4 separate regions of the Homo sapiens genome follow, and regions 1, 2 and 3 are each linked to region 4. A link is a contact called in ENCODE Hi-C or POLR2A ChIA-PET data. All regions are on one chromosome and are shown on one strand. The core of a region is the stretch at or near the end of the contact, and the rest is flanking DNA. Distances in the headings are between cores, read along the strand shown.

The links. Hi-C counts contacts between places; a loop is a spot of excess contacts on that map. ChIA-PET counts read pairs that join two places held with the same protein, here RNA polymerase II (POLR2A). Pooled maps may share reads with other maps.
Region 1: a map with no recorded cell type shows a loop between it and region 4 (3-fold over the local background). The contact joins two enhancer-like sites. A Hi-C loop is called at or near these places in 4 of 37 single-sample maps with no recorded cell type and 4 of 50 pooled maps. POLR2A ChIA-PET finds 5 or more read pairs at or near these places in 1 of 52 experiments (activated B cell).
Region 2: a map with no recorded cell type shows a loop between it and region 4 (7-fold over the local background). The contact joins the promoter of LTA4H here to the enhancer-like site in region 4. A Hi-C loop is called at or near these places in 1 of 37 single-sample maps with no recorded cell type and 2 of 50 pooled maps. POLR2A ChIA-PET finds 5 or more read pairs at or near these places in 1 of 52 experiments (GM12878).
Region 3: a loop to region 4 is called in a map with no recorded cell type, with 7 times the contacts of the local background. The contact joins the promoter of CDK17 here to the enhancer-like site in region 4. A Hi-C loop is called at or near these places in 2 of 37 single-sample maps with no recorded cell type and 3 of 50 pooled maps. POLR2A ChIA-PET finds 5 or more read pairs at or near these places in 1 of 52 experiments (OCI-LY7).

The regions. Positions count from the first base shown.
Region 1 is chr12:93,423,300-93,427,501 of GRCh38, reverse strand. All of the region lies in intron 1 of UBE2N (ubiquitin conjugating enzyme E2 N), which reads left to right. Among named protein-coding and RNA genes, the nearest start is that of UBE2N, 17 kb to the left of the region's middle. RefSeq lists an enhancer at 1,064-1,113. Within about 2 kb of position 1,346, at least 3 of the 41 ENCODE cell types and tissues checked have a DNase peak (open chromatin) inside an H3K27ac peak, as active enhancers do.
Region 2 is chr12:96,033,169-96,037,405 of GRCh38, reverse strand. LTA4H (leukotriene A4 hydrolase) reads left to right here and starts at 1,819. Exons shown (of 19, transcript NM_000895.3): 1 at 1,819-2,045. The coding sequence starts at 1,887. TRD-GTC2-8 (tRNA-Asp (anticodon GTC) 2-8) reads right to left here and starts at 1,385; the gene lies at 1,314-1,385. RefSeq lists enhancers at 1,061-1,110, 1,131-1,180, 1,621-2,040, 2,631-2,720 and a silencer at 2,091-2,190.
Region 3 is chr12:96,397,655-96,402,066 of GRCh38, reverse strand. It overlaps CDK17 (cyclin dependent kinase 17), which reads left to right and starts at 1,628. Exons shown (of 17, transcript NM_002595.5): 1 at 1,628-2,081. RefSeq lists an enhancer at 645-864 and silencers at 1,285-1,614, 1,705-1,884, 2,065-2,224.
Region 4 is chr12:94,835,885-94,840,508 of GRCh38, reverse strand. No RefSeq gene overlaps it. Among named protein-coding and RNA genes, the nearest start is that of MIR492, 3.8 kb to the right of the region's middle. Within about 2 kb of position 3,093, at least 2 of the 41 ENCODE cell types and tissues checked have a DNase peak (open chromatin) inside an H3K27ac peak, as active enhancers do.

The DNA of each region.
Region 1 (4,202 bases), core at 97-2,596, 1.4 Mb after region 4:
TTCTTTCTGGCTTCTTTCATTTAGCATGTTTTCAAGGTTCATGTATATTGTAGCATGTATTAGTACTTCATTCCTTTGTAAATATTTTACCTGAAGTGTTTTCTAAATAAAACCTTTTAAAAAGTGATAGTGCTGAAGGGAAGCAAGGTAGAATTTTTAGGAGATAGGTAATCTGTATTGGCTCTCATAAAACTAGTCACATGTGAAGCCTGCATTGCTTTAGAACAGGGATTTCCAACCTTTTGGCTTCCCTGGGCCACAGTGGAATAAGAATTGTCTCATGGCTGGGCATGGTGGCTCACGCCTGTAATCCCAGCCCTTTGGGAGGCTGAGGCGGGCCAATCCCTTGAGGTCAGGAGCTCGAGACCAGCCTGGCCAACATGGTGAAACCCTGTCTCTACTAAAAATACAAAAATTAGCTGGGTGTGGTGGCACACGCCTGTAATCCCAGCTACTTGGGAGGCTGAGGTGGGAGAATTGCTTCAACCTGGGAAGCAGAGGCTGCAGTGAGCCGAGATCGTGCCACTGCACTCCAGTCTGGGCGACAAAAGAAAAAAAAAAAGAATTGTCTTAGGCCACACATAAAATACACTAACACTAATGATAGCCGATGAGCTTAAAAAAAAAAAAATCTGCTGATGCACCCATGAGAGGGGAGACAGCACTGTCGTCTCTCGCAGTTTTCCCTTAACACTCCCTTATCTGCAGACTTAAACTAGGAGCCCCTGGCAGAGTCCTACCTCCAGAATCACAAAAGTGTAGAAGGAAAGTGAGAGACATTGATTGACTTTATATCTGACTTACTAGTTTCCTAAGGCAGAGATTTTTTAGAAAACTGCCTGGCCTGGCCCAGCCCAGGATAGATAGGGATGGGTAAGAAGCCCTTGAGATGTGGCAGTATGTGGCTTGACTTCAGACTTGTCAGATTAGGGGTTTTATAGGGTTTTTTTAGCTCTTGTTTTGATTAAGCTTGTTTGACTTGCAGGGTGTCTCCTACCTGTGTTCCAGCCACCCGATTTCCTTCCTCAAGAAAACTGTTTACTTACACTATTCAAATTAGTTATTCTCAGGGCTATTTTTATGACTTTGTAGCTTTTTTTTTTTTTTTTTTGGATGCAGTTTCACATAATAACATTGCTGGCTCGTGTTGCTAGCAAGAACTGATTCCAGCATTTATGTTCTTTGAATGTATTGTCGCATTCTTTCGGAGACTCAAGCTGTCCACATGAAGTGGATGAATTTGACCCAGTATTATTGTCCATCGTACTCTATTGTAATACATCAGCCCTAGTGTGTAAGTTTGTGCTTATTTCAGTTACATTAAAATCTGAGTTGTCTGGATCATTTCCTCTTCTGGCTTAGTAGTGCAGGACGAGATAATCTGAAATCACAGAAGAGTAAAAAATCTGCTGAGTTATTTACTCCAGCTGGATCTCTTAAGACTGTTCAAATTTCAGACCTAATTGATAATCTGTGAAATATTAAAGTCCCTAACCAAGCTGTTTCATTTCAGATTCTTCCCAAAACCTTGAGGTAGGGGAAAGAATCATCTTTAATATGTCAACTCGTGATTATTGAGGCAATGATCACTTTTTTAAATTGAGGAAAATGCTTATTAGATTGTTGAAGCTGCCTAGAGGGGCAAAAGAAGTGATAAGGCTGGTATCTCTGGTGCTTCGTAATTGGTCCATTTAAGTGTATGACCTGTAGGAATAGTGTCAAAGCTAAGGCTTTTGGACAGACGTGTGAAATAGTTTGTAAAGATTCGGTTTGGAGTCTTGCAAGTCTTTTTTTCTGCATACTCCTGCTCTTTGCAGTCACTGCTTGGCTAGGCCTACTATTTTTGGAAGTTCTTGAATTTCCTTTTAACCCAGTCAGTGGTTTTCCTTACTCTGTGGGGTTGGTCTCAGGTAGTTCTGCAGTTGATCTGTTCATTAACCAGTAAGAAATGCAAGACACACTGGTGTCCAACATTGGGTCTGCAAATGTTAGACACAGGCCTTGATCTCTAGGAACTAGTTTAGTTGGAGAGACAGTAAGGTAGCAAAGTGTGTAAGGGATGGCTTACAGAAGGTTCATTCCTACTGTAGTCTTTTGCTGACCTCTTAATTGACAATTGACTTTCAAGATGGTAGAAATGCTGCTTTTCATGACTAAAATAATGTTTTATGGCTCAGAGAGCCTTACTTCCTAATTCTCTAGAGCAAAACACTGATTTAGGGAATATGAAATGTATGTTTATGTATGGCAGGAACAAAGAATCTGAGGCCAGACTCTTGAGTTTGATTTCTAGCTCTGCCAAATATTAGCTTGGGCAACCTCATTTGACCTCTCTGCTTCTTTATCTGCTTAATATACTAATCTAGCTCTATGGTAATTGGAAGGATTAGAATGTAAAGAACAGACCCTAACGTAATACTGAGCCTTATGTAGTGTTGGTTATTACTGTTTTCTGACTTTGCAAAGATGCTGCTTCACCATAAACATAAAAAGATTGAATGTCTTCCTAGTGTGTGGGAAAATGGTTTGTTCGTTTCATAAACGAAACAAAGTTCATTTATGTATTTGTTTCACAAAATAGATAACATTAAATATAACTCTCTGAAGTGAGGCATAGATTTTGTGAAAGCACAATGAATGCTCATTTACCGACAGTGGATAGCAAAATGGGATGTTTTGGGTAAATAACATTTTGATTTCATTAAAATTATCATATGTGTAATCCATTTTCCATGGGTTAGGTAATAATAAAGTTGATCTTTGCAACTGCTAAATTGAAGTTTTATTTTTTAATCCAAAGTATTTCACTGTATAACTTCAAGAGGCGCCATTTATGCAGACTGTCATACGAATGGTCCTCTCCTGAAGCTGTGCGGTATGGTTAGCCCTGAGAGAGGATGCTTACTGTGTGGGAGACAACCCTCCAATATCTGCATGCTTTCATGTTTCCTAATTTATCTCAGAGTTAGTATGCAGAGTGTGAAAGACTGTTTTAATTTTTCTTTCCTGATGGTTTGGATTTTATACAAAATTGTGTTACTGGTACAATTGGATTGAGAATGCAAATCTGAGCGAAATGTAACTTGTTTTTTTGTTTGCTTCGCTGAAAAGTTCAACTGCTCTGCTTCCATCTGTTCTTGTCTTGCCTTACCTATTATGGAGTCCTCAGGCATTAAATTTTGTTGTGATTGCTGCATTTGAAACCAGAAGTAACCTGAAGAAAAAGGGTCGAGTAAGTAAATACATGGTAGCTATACTAGTATAGTCACTAGCTTGTAGGCCAGGAAAAGTACCTGTTTATGCCGTATGGTTTTTAAAGAATATTGATTTGTCTGTAAATCAACTAGCCTTGAGGAAAGTGGCTGCAGTGACACAGGAGTGAAAAAATGTAAACATATTAAACTGTTTTTAAGGGCTTTTGTCTTTATCAGAACAACAACAACAAAAAACATTCTAGAATGTTAATTGGATTTTGGTTATTAGGAGAATGGCTAATTTTATTTAGATTAATTTTATGTATTTCTTTAATGAGCAAGTGAAAAAAACTTGGGAAAAAAGCAGGTGCCCTTAGCAACAAATTTTCTCTTTATTTAGATATTGAACGTTGGCATAAATACCAGGATGACAGTTCATAATATCCTTCTCCTTCAGCAGGGAAGACTAAAACAGTAATTATAGGCCTAAAGAATGTTATTACAAAAGGGGACCTTCCAGTAGAAAGAAGCATATAGCAATAAGATTCAACTCATTCTAATAATAATAAAGTATTCAGACAATTTTGGTGCTATAGAGAACCTTTTAAATGTTCAAGGGACATTTTAGAAGGCTGGAGAGGTAAATGATTTGTCTGTGGTCACATATCACATTGGTACAATTAAAATTGGAATTAAATTCAGATGTGCTAACTCTTGAGCCTCTTCCCCCTCCCCACGCTAGGTACACCAGGCTGCTTAGTTGAATTTAACTGTCTAATGTGAAATTAGCTCCTCCTCTAAAAGGTTTTAAGTAGAAGTTCTTTGATAAAGAGATTGGTTGACTTGTATGCTCTCCTCTTTTGACTTCATTTAATCCCAAAGAGTTATTTAGCTTCTTAACGTATTTACCAGCCCCCAACCCCCTCCTGCCTTGGTCTGCTAACTCTTAACCTTTTCTTCACTTCCTTTCCTATTGAGTTTAGACTTCATTTTAGCAACCAACAGAAG
Region 2 (4,237 bases), core at 570-3,069, 1.2 Mb before region 4:
CTCTTCCTCTAGCCCTTTTTAAAACAATAAATTCTGGTGTTCTCTCAGCTTCCAACCTGTTTTCATTACCCTTCTCTTTACACACTCTTCTTGGGTTGAGCTTACCCACTGTCATAATTTCATCCACCACGTTATGTGACGTGGTCATGTCTACCTGGCACTTCCCCAGAGCTGTGGACTTAAATATCCAAGTGACTCATGGACATCTCCACTTCCACTCCCATAGGTTCTCAAATTTCATATGTCCAAAATTGAATTTAGCATCTTCCCCTTAAATCTGTCTGATTTAGTTTGAATATATGTCCCTACCAAATCTCATGTTGAATTATAATCTCCAGTGTTGGAGGTAGGGCCTGGTGGGAGGTGTTTGGGTCACGGGGGCAGAGCCCTCATGGCCTGGTGCTGTCCTCGCCACAGTGTCTTGTGGGATCTGATTGTTTAAGTGTGTGGCACCGGCCCCGCAATCTCTTGCTCTTGCTCGGGCCATGTAGAGGCCTGCCCCTTCTTCACCTTCTGCCATGATTGTAAGCTTCCTGAGGCCTACCTGGAAGCATACTGGAGCTATGCTTCCTGTACAGCCTGCGTAACTGTAAACCAATTAAACCCCTTTTCTTCCCAGTCTCAGGTATTTATAGCAATGCAAGTACAGCCTAACATACTGTCCTCTTCATATAGACTACTACCTCTGGTTAATGACTAGCCAGCCACTGAAGCCGAAAGCCTGGGCCACCTTCGTCTCCTCTCAATCTGTGAATCCACTTATATAAGTATTCCTTCTATTCATTCCTTCCTCTCTATCCTAACTTACTACTTACCTATGTCAGGCCCCCAGCATCTTCTGATTGAGCCATTTTAATAGTTTCCTAAATCTCCTGCTAATGGTTTTGATACCGCATTTTATAACATGAGTCTGACCATGCTTTATCAGTCGCCTGCTGAAAACTCTTCAGTGGGTCCCCCATTAATGCACCCAGGATTAAAAGGCCACCTATTTAAGGTCCTTCGAAACCTAGCCTCTTCCAATTTTTCCAGTTTTAATTTTGAGGCCCCACCCTAAAGGCAAGGCATCCTTCAATCCTCCTTCACCTGCCACAAAGGCCCCAGAGCTGAGCTAGATGTCCCAGCTCTGTACTCCCATTGCGACCAGTGCATAACTTTTATAGAAATTCATTAGTTTCTAAGATGGGAATGTTGGCTTTCTCCGTTTGAGAGATGCAGGTTCTGGGGATATACATAATAAACACTGAAACTGACAAAACAACTGTTTAAACCTTGAATTACTTACAGCTAAAAACAAAAAACAATTACTGTGCCTCCCCGTCGGGGAATCGAACCCCGGTCTCCCGCGTGACAGGCGGGGATACTCACCACTATACTAACGAGGAACCGCACGAAAGAAAGCCTTCTGATAGGCCTTTTCTACGTTTTTGCTCCGCCCCGCCCTCGCTATATGCAAACACCAATGAACCTGATTTTCTTACGTTTGCCACCACAGCTTCCACGAAAGTTGAACAGAGCCAAAATGGTAGTGTTCAGTTTTATCTCCCCCTCCATTCTCATCATTTCCCTTCGGCCACCCTTCTAACTGCCCCTACTCCCCTCCTCTTCTTCAGCTCCAGGAGCACGCTTGGTCCCCCTCAACATCCCTAACACACACGCTCCCAGGTAGCCAAGCGCCCGCTTGCCGCGCGGCACCATGGAACTTGTAGTTCCTTCACCCATCCCCCAACGCTCGTCTGACTTTAAGAAACTTCCTTTCCCGGCGTGCACCGCGAATCCCTCCTCCTCTTCTTTACCTCTCTCCCTCCTCCTCAGGTTCTCTATCGACGAGTCTGGTAGCTGAGCGTTGGGCTGTAGGTCGCTGTGCTGTGTGATCCCCCAGAGCCATGCCCGAGATAGTGGATACCTGTTCGTTGGCCTCTCCGGCTTCCGTCTGCCGGACCAAGCACCTGCACCTGCGCTGCAGCGTCGACTTTACTCGCCGGACGCTGACCGGGACTGCTGCTCTCACGGTCCAGTCTCAGGAGGACAATCTGCGCAGCCTGGTACAGTGGGGCGCCTGCCCAGTGCCCGCCTCTCCCGGGCTCCCTGCCCCTCGACCCTAGTCCTTGCGGGCTCCCGGATCTCCGGCTCACCCCGCCGCGGCCCCTGCCTAGCCCCACGTCCCCGTCTGCTCTTCTGTAGCCTCCATCCAACTCATGTTGTGCACTTCAGCCCCCAGATCTCTCACAGCACCCCTTCTCAACCCCGCTTACGCCTCTGCATCCCTTCCCTCAGCCCCCACTTATACGTATGTCTCCTCCGCCCCTCGCCTGGATCCTCTCTCCGAGGTCCCTGGGCACATCCAGCGCCTCGTCCACTCCTCTCAACTCACCCAGCCCTTAGGTGTCATCTTTGCAGTAGCCCCCATAATTTTAGTTCCTGGCTCTAATTACTCCATGGCCTCCCCATTGCTTCGGCCTGCGGCCCAGAACCCCCTTCTTCAGGCCCCAGACTTTTCCCAGCCCCCTGGGCACCTTCCTCAGTCAACAATCTCACCCAAGTCTCAGATCCCATGTCCTGTCGATCCCTGATCCCACGGTTGCCTCCCGGGAACACTTATTTCAATCCACAGGTCTGCAGGGCACCACCCATCCGTCTCCCTCCTAGTTCCCTGGATCTCCCTGCTAGTCGTTCTCAAGCCTCTTAGGATTTCCAGCCCCGGCCGGGCAGGCCTCTTCTTTCCGCCCTACTTTGAAACTAACAGTCCCTGCTTGCTAACTCTAGGCGCAGCTCTCTCTCTTCAGGGTCCTTTCTACTTTTTAATCTTATCAACTTTCTTCTAATAATTTAAGAACGGATGGGACGTTCAAATTTTCTAAGGATGATTCAATACGCTTTTTTAATAGTTGGTTCCAAGGAGCCAAGTAGTTATTTCACTTAGAAAACACATACTTCTACAAACTCTATAACCATTGGAATGAAGAAAGGTTGTAGATTCATGGAATATTATTCAATGATTTTATCTGTATCATAACCTATATTTAATGTTCTTGCTCAAATTGCCCAATAGTATTTGGTTTATACCTTTCATCTGAAGGTACCTTTCACCTGAAGAATTTCATAGAAGATCATTTTAAAAATAAGAGGGTCATGAAAAGACAGCCAAATTCGGCTTCTTCACCAGGGCAGGATGCTACATGTGTATTTTACACAGTGTAGCATGGTGAAATCTACTAAAGCACATCAATAAGCAATCAGATCAGATCGGGCAGATAAGAATTGGTGGCTTTCAGGCCTCTTTTTCCTACTTGTGTAGGAAGGATCTGAATTTTGATTTCATTAATATGAACTAATAAGTACTTACTTTCTTACTCTTCATCCCTCAACATTTTGCTAAACTGATTGATTTGAAAAATAGGTCGATTCCTCTATGTACTGATAGGTAATCAACAAAAGTACCATAAGAAAGAAAATTAAGATATTATAAGCAGGAAGGCATCTATTTCCTTGCAGATCGCACTTTGGTCTTCTTGAAGTACCATGCTATCTTTAATTGCAGTAGCAACTTTGCCTGGGCAGGGCTGAAGTCCTATTTCAATGCAGTTTCAAAACTAAACACCGCATGTTCTCACTCATAAGTGAGAGTTGAACAATGAGAACACATGGACACAGGGAGGGGAACATCACACACCAGGGCCTGTTGGGGGTAGGGGCCTAGGGGAGGGATAGCATTAGGAGAAATACCTAATGTAGCTGACGGGTTGATGGGTGCAGCAAACCACCATGGCATGTGTATACTTATGTAACAAACCTGCACGTTCTGCACATGTACCCCAGAACTTAAAGTATAATAATAAAAAAAGAAAAACCACACTGTGAGACTGCCATATTTGAACATGAGTTTATACGTCCTACATTCAAAAGTACTAGAGATTTAAAAATTAAGCAATTCAGGACACTTGTGTTCAGATGTGAATAATTGCAAACCAAAACCGAGGTCGCTAGTGGAAGAAATTTAAAGAGGTTTTTCTAATATATGAACAGCAAATTCTTCCTTGAATCTTTAGCTGCAACATATATTTCAGAAGAAATATTCCAATTGGTTTAAGATATAATAAAACCTTGACTAAGCCCCAAACCCACTCAAAGCTCTTAGTTAACTGGAAAGTTCTTGTTCTTCACCTTTATTTAAAAAAATTAAATTATAAACTATGCTGATAAAAGTAAAAGAATGAAAATTTTTATAGCTTTTTGC
Region 3 (4,412 bases), core at 379-2,878, 1.6 Mb before region 4:
CTTTTTTGGTGATTTTTTGATATTTACTAAAGTACTAATTTAGATGAGGCAAGTATATGAAAATCCTTTCATATAAATAGGCCTTGTATAAATATCAGTGTTTCTCTTTAACTTAAAAAGAACTCTGAAAATGATGCTACATCTTGCTATATTATAAAGTTCCAAGTTTGACTTGGACAAATCTAAAAAGCCTCATTAACAGTGCTTTTAAACAAAGCGCACTTGTTCTAACGGAAAGCTTGTTATGTATATTTGCATTCTTGGTTGGTAAACAAGTGTTAAATACGCGTAGAGCATAATTGTTGCTAATTTACGGGTCCTGGTAATTTTAGAGGCATGGGAAAAGCCTGATTGACACGTACGATCGTTGGATATAACTGTAGATGCATTTAACTTTGCCAAACAAAATAAGAGAAAGATGTCAGCATGCAGCATTTTTAAGGGGGAAAGGATTCATCCCTAAATCCAAAAAGATAATTCCCCGAAGTTCTTAGCACATAATGTGATTTGAAACTTCAAAGCAGCTTCTACTTCCGGGTGTTAACATGGGAAAAAAAATTTATCTCACTTCACAGGACTTTTATGTGGGTTTTTTTTTCTTGTTTATGTTGTCTACATCCGGTCCCTACTCTCTTCTTTCAATCCTCTCATTATCTCCCTCTAGGGGTTTAAGTTTGTTTTAACTTTATGCTTTTATCCTTATTAGTGGAAAAAAGTGGGTCAGTATTACTTTAGTTTGTCTTCACTGCCACTCTGCTGTTCATTCCTGAACTAGCTTTTAGCCTCTGGGAAAGGAGAAAGTAAAAACAGTTGCAGAAACTGGGCCAACCTCTCGCGGCCCGCCTCCCCCAAGAAAACAAAACCTAACCCGTGCAACAGTAGTCCTTTCTGTTTTCATAGCACCTTGTATTTCTCCGCTCATAACGTTCAGATTTTTATGATAGTTATTGATCATCTTTCATCCCAGCTAGACTCTCCGTCCTTAGAGGACTCAGCATATTGCCGGGCACATGATAATATATACAAAACACTGTACTGTAGTTTAAATGAATAGATGCCGTGTGTGTGAGAGACTGCGGCACTAGTACCCACGTACCCACACACAACAAAGGAGAAAAGTTGCAGCCATCAACATCTTTCAGTGTGGGTCCTTTGACATGGACTCTCTAGAAAGTCAGTGGAGAACTGTGGCATGGACACCTTGTACAGTAATTACTTGTATAACTGAAGCACGAGTTTTGGTTTGGTAGCGGGAAGTTGAGGGGCAGGGGGATGTTGGAGGGGCTGAATTATTCACATAATTTCTCCCCCAGTCGCTGCGGACAGGCACTCATTCCGGTGGGGTCCCCTGGCCCCCTCCGCCGCTCCCCCGACGCCCGCATTTCGGAGCGGGCAGTTTCCCGGGGACACCCGCCCCGCCCTGCAGGCCCCGCCCCCGGCCGCCGGCCCCGCCCCCGCCTCCGCCGCCGCCGGCAGGGGTCGCGCTGCCCCCGGCGAGCCGCTCAGGCGGGGGTGGGGTAAGCTCCCGCGGCCGGTCGCTTTTCTCCGCCGCCGCTGGTTGGATCGTTTCAATAAAAGTGTTTTTTCTCTTGCACTCGCTCTCCTCCGGGGAACAGGCGGAGGCGTCAATCCGCAGCCGCCGAGTGTGAAAGCGACGCACACGCAAGGAGCGAACGCGGCCGCCCGCAGTCTCCTGAGCTCCCCGCGGGCCGCCGCAGAGCCGCGGAGAAGGAGCCAGCGCCCGGCCAGACAGTCTCAGCCCGCCGTCGGCGCCCGCCGCGCTCGCGCCCGGCTGCTCCGAGGGGATTAGTGGGCCGTCCGCGCGGCTCGTCGGCGCGGGAGCCATGTTGACCGAGGGACTTGGCAACGCGTGAGACACCCGCGGCCCCTCCCGAGGCTCCGGACCCGCGGCGAGAGCCGGAAGGCGGCTGTGGCGGCGGAGGCCTGCGCTCGGAAGCGCCTCACGTCTGCCGGCCGCTGAGACCCGGACTTGCATCCGGTCGCCGCGGGCGTCCGCGGAGCAGCTTCCCCCCGCGCCTCTCTTCGCCTCGCCTCGGGACCCGCGGTCCCCGCTCTTGCTGGTGAGTTGGCGGCTGGCGTCCGCGCCGCGCTTTCCCCTGGTGTCGGGTCGGCCGCGGGGCCGGGAGGCTGCGTGGGACAGAGGCGGGGGCGGGGGCTACTGGGGGCGCGGGTGGCTCAGGCCCGGTCGGGAAGTTGAGCGAGGAGGCGCGGCGCGGGGGGCTAGCGTGCGCCTGTCACCTCTCCGGTCCAGCGAGGACCTTGGGTCGCCCGGGGATTTCCGGGGCTCGGGTGGGGTGTGAGTGTCTGCGAGCTGCTTCCCAGGAGGCGCCGACAGATATAGACGCCGCCGCCTCCGGTGCTCGCTGCCGCTTTGGTCTGCGGGGGAGGCCGGTCTCCTCGCGAGGCGGAGGAGGGGAAAGAGGCAGAAAGTCCCCCGAGACACAAAGGTCCCCTCGGCGGGGGTGGAGCTGGAGGCGCAGGCGACGCTGCCCGGGAGGGGAAGGAAGGGGCGCGGGTCCGCGGGAGGTGGGCGAGGAGGCGGCGGTCGCGGCGCCTGCAGCTCCTTGGAGACGCTGGCGCTGTGCGCGGGTGGGGAGCGCGGAGGAGGAGGAGGAGCCCGCGCGTGGGAGCGGGTAGAGACAAAGATCAGGGCAGCCTCCTGCTGGCGGGTCACACCCCGGAGTGTTGGTCAAGAGCGGAGGTAGAGGGAAGGTGGGAAACCCAGCAAACCGATGGGGAGGGGAAAATGGGGGGAGGAGGGTGCCTAGTGCTGTCTCCGTCGCAGTTGCTTTTCTCAGCATTTTTGTGCCCGATGCTATGCCCGATGCTTTTGCTCCCCAACTCAGCTGGATAGCTCCAGATTCCCTCCCTCCTGTCACCCCCACACTGCCACATTGACTCTCCTGTGGTTTTTCCCTCGTTCTCCCCCTACTTTTCACCCACTCCTTTTCGGGTAAGCAGTATTTTGCTTTCAGCTTGGGGAACATTTGTTAATGACAGGATGTCTGAGCTTGTTCTGACCCTGAACTGCCTTGAACTTCTCTCTCTTCCTCCCACCCTTTCCTTTTCTGGGATCTATAATGTCACATGGCCGTTAACAATTAGCTTTTCTTTTGCAAAAGTGGCAAAAAGCGTTTAGCTGAAATCTGTGGCTCTCGCCTCCTTTACATGAATATGTCCACCAAAGACACCTCGTTGGTCATGTTCTATCACCTCTTCGTCAAATTGACATCAGGTCCTAACAGGTCACTTTCAAGATACAGAAGAGGCAAATTTTGTTTTGAGACTTGGCCATTCCTAGGGTCAGCAAAGTGTATTCCTGGCAGCCAGACCTTCAGTCACTTATCAGGAAATGCTTGACCTAAAGACAGACAATTCTTTCCCCAAACTTTGCTGTTTCTTTTTTGAGTCTTTGTTGAAAGATTTCTTTTAAAAGGCGTTCGTGTGAGAAGATCACAGCAACAAATCTGGCTTGTTCTGTTTTAGACTTACTTTCTTAACTCTTGGGCAGAAGAAAATGAATGAGATTTGAAGACCTTTGATACCTTGGGTAGACAAAGCTTGCCTTGAAACTAGAAATAAGACGAAACTAGATTTTAAGGGGAAAAAATTTGCTAGTGGTAATATAATTGGTTTTGTTTCATTTTTTTATGAGTCTGAGGAGTTGACATTAAACGTTGGGATGTTGCTTTGTTAATGAAGTCATTTCAATTTTTGCAACTCTTAACATCTGCATGCTTCCATAAACAGTGGGTTGGAACAAAAGAAAATGTGACTAAGGGATATTCCTTAAATTCTTTTTTATGTTATGAGAGAGAATATTGGAATATAAAGAATGTTACTTTATCTGGTAAACCATCTCATAGGCCAGAAGCACTAACAGTTTGAATGGTTGGCTTAAAAAAAAACGGGAGTCTTTGAATTTAAGCTTATGTAAAATTACTATGCAAATATAGGTTATTATTTATTTTTACAGTGAAAATAAAACACTATTGAAGTATAAATGGAAAGAAAATAAAAGCAAAGCCTGTTTAATATAGAGACATTAATGTTGATATCACTGTACGAACAGTCATAGCTTGCTGCTCACTGCCGTTAAAGGGTTGACATACAAACATTGTGGAAGAGATTTCAGTTTGAGGGCTAGTGTCTGAATTATGGACTCCTTACCCTACTCCACCACTTAAAACATTTTAGAGACTTTTGTGAAATTAACAGGTCATATAATTAATAATTGTTGTTTTATGTACATTTATTGAAAGGCCATATTGAGGCTCCATTGATTTTTTTTCCTGCATATTTATCAGTATCGAATTAGAAAATTGAACCTTCAGTGTTACTAGATGGAAATCTACCAAAAAGTAGCAAGGTTTACGAATGGTGGGATTTAT
Region 4 (4,624 bases), core at 1,844-4,343:
GCTTATCACTTTTCATCCAGGTCCTCGCAGCAGTGGTAATTAGGAAAGACCCTTGGGGTACAGCCTCCAGTGAAAATAGAGGATACATGCTGTTCCTCCTGGATGCATGGTCATCATGGCTATGGTATTCATTAGTGAGAGAGGCTCTGATGCATCCCAAACTGGGGGTGTCTGGGCAACCTCAGGGATTTTATGGGAACCTGAAGCCTTAGGATACACGTGCTGCATCTTCTTGGAGCATTGCTTTGTTTGGTTTAGTTTTCACACTTTTTTTTTTTTTTTTTTGAGACAGAGTCTCACCTTATCGCCCACGCTAGAGTGCAGTGGCGCGATCTCAGCTCACTGCAACCTCCACCTCCCGGGTTCAAGCGATTCTCCTACCTCAGCCTCCTGAGTACCTGGGATTACAGGCGCGTGCCACCACACCCAGCTTATTTTTATATTTTTAGTAGAGACAGGGTTTTATCATGTTGGCCAGGCTGGTCTCGAACTCCTGACCTCAGGAGATCCACCCACCTCGGCCTCCCAAAGTGCTGGGATTACAGGCATGAGCCACCACGCCTAGCCTAATATGAGTATCTTAAACAACATGGTATGTTCATCAAAATGAAAACATTTACCTTGGTACAACACTGTTAACTTTAGTTGTTAACTACATACTTTATTCACATTTTCCCAGTTTTTCCTCGAATGTTATTTTCTGTTCCAGGATCCAATCCACATTTTATTTAGTTGTCATGTCTCCTTAGTCTCCTCCGATGTATGATACTTTCATCTTCCCTTGTCTTATATGGCTGCTATAGTTTGGATGTTTGACCCTTGCTAATCTCATGTTGAAATCTGATTTCCAGTGTAGGAAGTGGGTGCCTAATGGGAGGTGTTTGGGTCATGGGGGTGGATCCCCAGTGAATAGCTTGGTGCTGTCCTTGTGGTAATGAGTGAGTTTTCACTCTGTTAGTTCCCATGAGAGCTGGTTGCTAAAAAGAGCCTAGCACCTGTACTCTCTTTCTCTCTCTTTTTTTGTGATAAGGTCTTGTTCTTTCACCCCGGTTGAAGTGGACTGGTGTGATCACGGCTCACTGCAGCCTCAACCTCCTGGGCTCAAGAGATCATCGCACCTCAACTCCCCGAGTAGCTGTGACTTAAGGCACGCATCACCTTGCCCAGTTAATTTTTCTATTTTTTGTAGAGATGGCGTTTCACTATGTTGTCCAGGCTGGTCTCGAACACCTGGGCTCAAGAGATTCTCCCCTTTTGGCCTCCCAAATTGTTGGGATTACAAACATGAGCCACCGTGCCCGGCCCCTCTCCTCTCTCTTGCTTCTCCTCTCACCATGTGATCTCTGCACACACCAGTTCCCTTTCACCTTCTGCCATGAGTGGGAGCAGCCTGAGGCCCTCACCAGAAGCAGATGCTGGCACCATGCTTCTTGAATAGCCTGCAGAACCATGAGCCAAGCATGCAGATGTTGCTTTATAACAACACTAAAAGGCTTGAGACGTATGACCTTGACACTTTTGAAGAGTCGTGTTCAGGCATTTTATAGAATGTTCTTCCATTTGGGTTTGTCTAGTGTCTTCTCAGGATTAGACTGAGGTTATGGACTTTGGGGACAAATACGATTCAGGTGATACGCTGTTCTCACTGCGTCCTTTGAAGGAGTACATGATGTCAAGATGGCTTGGTACTGGTGATGTCTCATGTCTGCTAGGTTTCACTACTGTAAGGTTACTGTCTTTCCCTTTCCATCATTGATTAAGTAGAGAGGAATCACCAAGTCCAGCCCATACTCAGGGCATGGGGGGATTAAGTTCCACCTCATGGAGGAGTATCAAAGAGTCTGTGGACATATTTTAAAACCACCACAGTAATTAATATTTGTATTAGTATTCAGCTAGGAGATATTTTAAGGTTGTGCAGATAATGTTTCTCCATAAAGTTTCACACATTAATTTTATCTTCATCAGTGGATCTTGTTAAAGCAGTTATTACTATGGTGTTTAATCATGATTTCTTCTTTTCTTTCTTAAAAAAAAATTTATAAACTGTAAAGTTCTGTATTAATGTCCATAATCCTGCTGTCACCGAAAGTGCAACAGCTGATCATTCCCAGGAAGACTGAAGGCCATAATTTTTTTTAGGGCAAACATTTCTGCTCCAGTGAAATACAGGTGATTTTCTATTTTCCTAATTCTTTCTATAATTATTAATTGGAATTCTTTTGTAAGGAAGATCTGTCCCTTTTGCTATATTTACTTAGTCACTTATTTATTTCAGTATAGGCTCACAGATATTTGTTTTATTCTATGATCTTATACTACTATCCCCCCTTTTTTCCCTCTAATTTGTTCCAGCTTTGGCTATTGGGAACTCCTTCAGTTTGGCTTATACGTCCATTTGACATGCCCCATCTTTCTTCTTTTTTCCTTTTCTCACCCTTTCCTTTTTAAAAAAAGCACCTCCTTTGCTTTCTGGCATTCTAAGATGTCCAGGTTCATCTTGTATTTTCCTTGCTGCAGTTCTTGAGCCAGCCATTTCTTCAAGGAACACTGGTCTCTTGGAGGTCATCTGGAGGATGGTATTTAGAAACCAAGATCCAGATACTAAGTGTGCTTGTTGCTGTAGGGACATCACAGCTTCAAGGCCGCCTGAGTGGAAAAAGCTAGGAAATATATGTGACATGTACACCCATATATAGTGTGTGTGTGTGTGTGTGTGTATATATAATGTATATACACACACATCCCTATATTTCTGTATCTGTGTGTGTGTATAAAACAATGCCGGCCAGGCATGGTGGCTCATGCCTGTAATCCCAGCACTTTGGGAGGCCGAGGCGGGCGGATCACGAGGTCAGGAGTTCGAGACCAGCCTGGTCAATATGGTGAAACCCCATTTCTACTAAAAATACAAAAAAATTAGCCAGACATGGTGGCGCACACCTGTAGTCCCAGCTATTCAGGAGGTTGAGGTAGGAGAATCGCTTGAACCCGGGAGGAGGAGGTTGCAGTGAGCCGAGATTGCGCCACTGACTCCAGCCTGGGAGACAGAGTGAGACTCTGTCTCAGAAAAATACAAAAAACAAACGAACAAAAATCAATGCCATGAGTCATACTGATATTGCGACATCACTTTTACTCAGTAACTTTTTGGAGAACATGATTTTAAATTTTATTTTTTTTTAATGAGAATAAACTTATACAGTTGACCTATTAGGATGGCATTTGGCCACAAGCAAAAGAAGAGTTATCCAACAGTACTGTAAACAAGCAGGGGTCCACATTCCTCACAGTCATCCTTGGAATAAGTGGAGGCTGGCCTGGGCACAGAGACCAGGACAGTGTTAGTGCTCAGGGCTGAGATCCTCTTGGCCTTCCTGGCTCTTTCCCCATGGCGGCAGATGGCTGCTATAGCAGCACTAAAGGCAGTGGAAGGGTCAAAAGGCTTCTTTTGTGTGATATGGTTTGGATATTTGTCCCCGCCCAAATCTCATGTTGAAATCTAATCCCCAGTGTTGGAGGTGGGGCCTGGTGGGAGGTGTTTGGGTCATGGGGCAGATCCCTCATGTCTTGGTGCTGTCCTTGATATAGTGAGTGATAGTGAGTGAGTTCTCAGGAGATCTGGTTGTTTAAGTTTGTGGCACCTCTGCCCCAACTCACTCTTGCTCCTTCATTCGCCATGCCATGTGACATGCCTGTTCCCATTTTGCCTTCTGCCATGAGTAAAAGCTCCCTGAGGCCTCCCTGGAAGCTGTGCTCAGGATGCTGGTGCCATGCATGTACAGCCTGCAGAACAGTGAGCCAGTTAAAACTCTTCTCTTTATAAATTACCCAGTGTCAGGTATTCCTTTATAGCAGTGCACGAATGGCCTAATACGCTTTGCATAAACCTATGTCTTTTTTTTTTTTTTTTTTTTTGAGATGGAGTTTTGCTCTTGTCGCCCAGGCTAGAGTGCAGTAGCATGATCTCGGCTCACTGAAACCTCTGCCTCCCAGGTTCAAGCGATTCTTCTGCCTCAGCCTCCCGAGTAGCTGGGATTACAAGCATGTGCCACCATGCCCGGCTAATTTTTGTATTTTTAGTAGAGACGGGGTTTCACCACGTTGGCCAGTCTGGTCTTGAACTCCTGACCTCAGGTGATCCGCCTGCCTCAGCCTCCCAAAGTGCTGGGATTACAGGTGTGAACCACCGCACCTGGCCAAACCTATGTCTTTTTATTGGGAAAGGAAAGTTTCCCTGCTGACCTCCCTGTTTAGTGAGAACCGAGTTATTCTTGCCTTTGACTTGTCACTGGCCAAAGAGAAGGAGAAAACCAAAGAAAAGGTTGAATCCCATCATCATTCACTTTCTGAGGCTGAGAGAGGGACCTGTCCTCCCTCAGATTGGGCTCAAAGGGGACAGAAAGGGCTGCTGGGTGTGCACATATAGGGTGGCCTAGGATGTAGACTTCTTAGGAACTTTTAAAGATAGGAGATACTTAATGCTTACCTTCCAGAAGGAGAAATGGAGACACAGAAAGGTTAATGTACTGGCCAAAAGTCACAGAGTATGTGCTGGAGCCAGGGTTGGAAGCCAAGGAGTGTGGTTCCAGAGTCTGTAGACACACGCTAGCCACAGGCACGT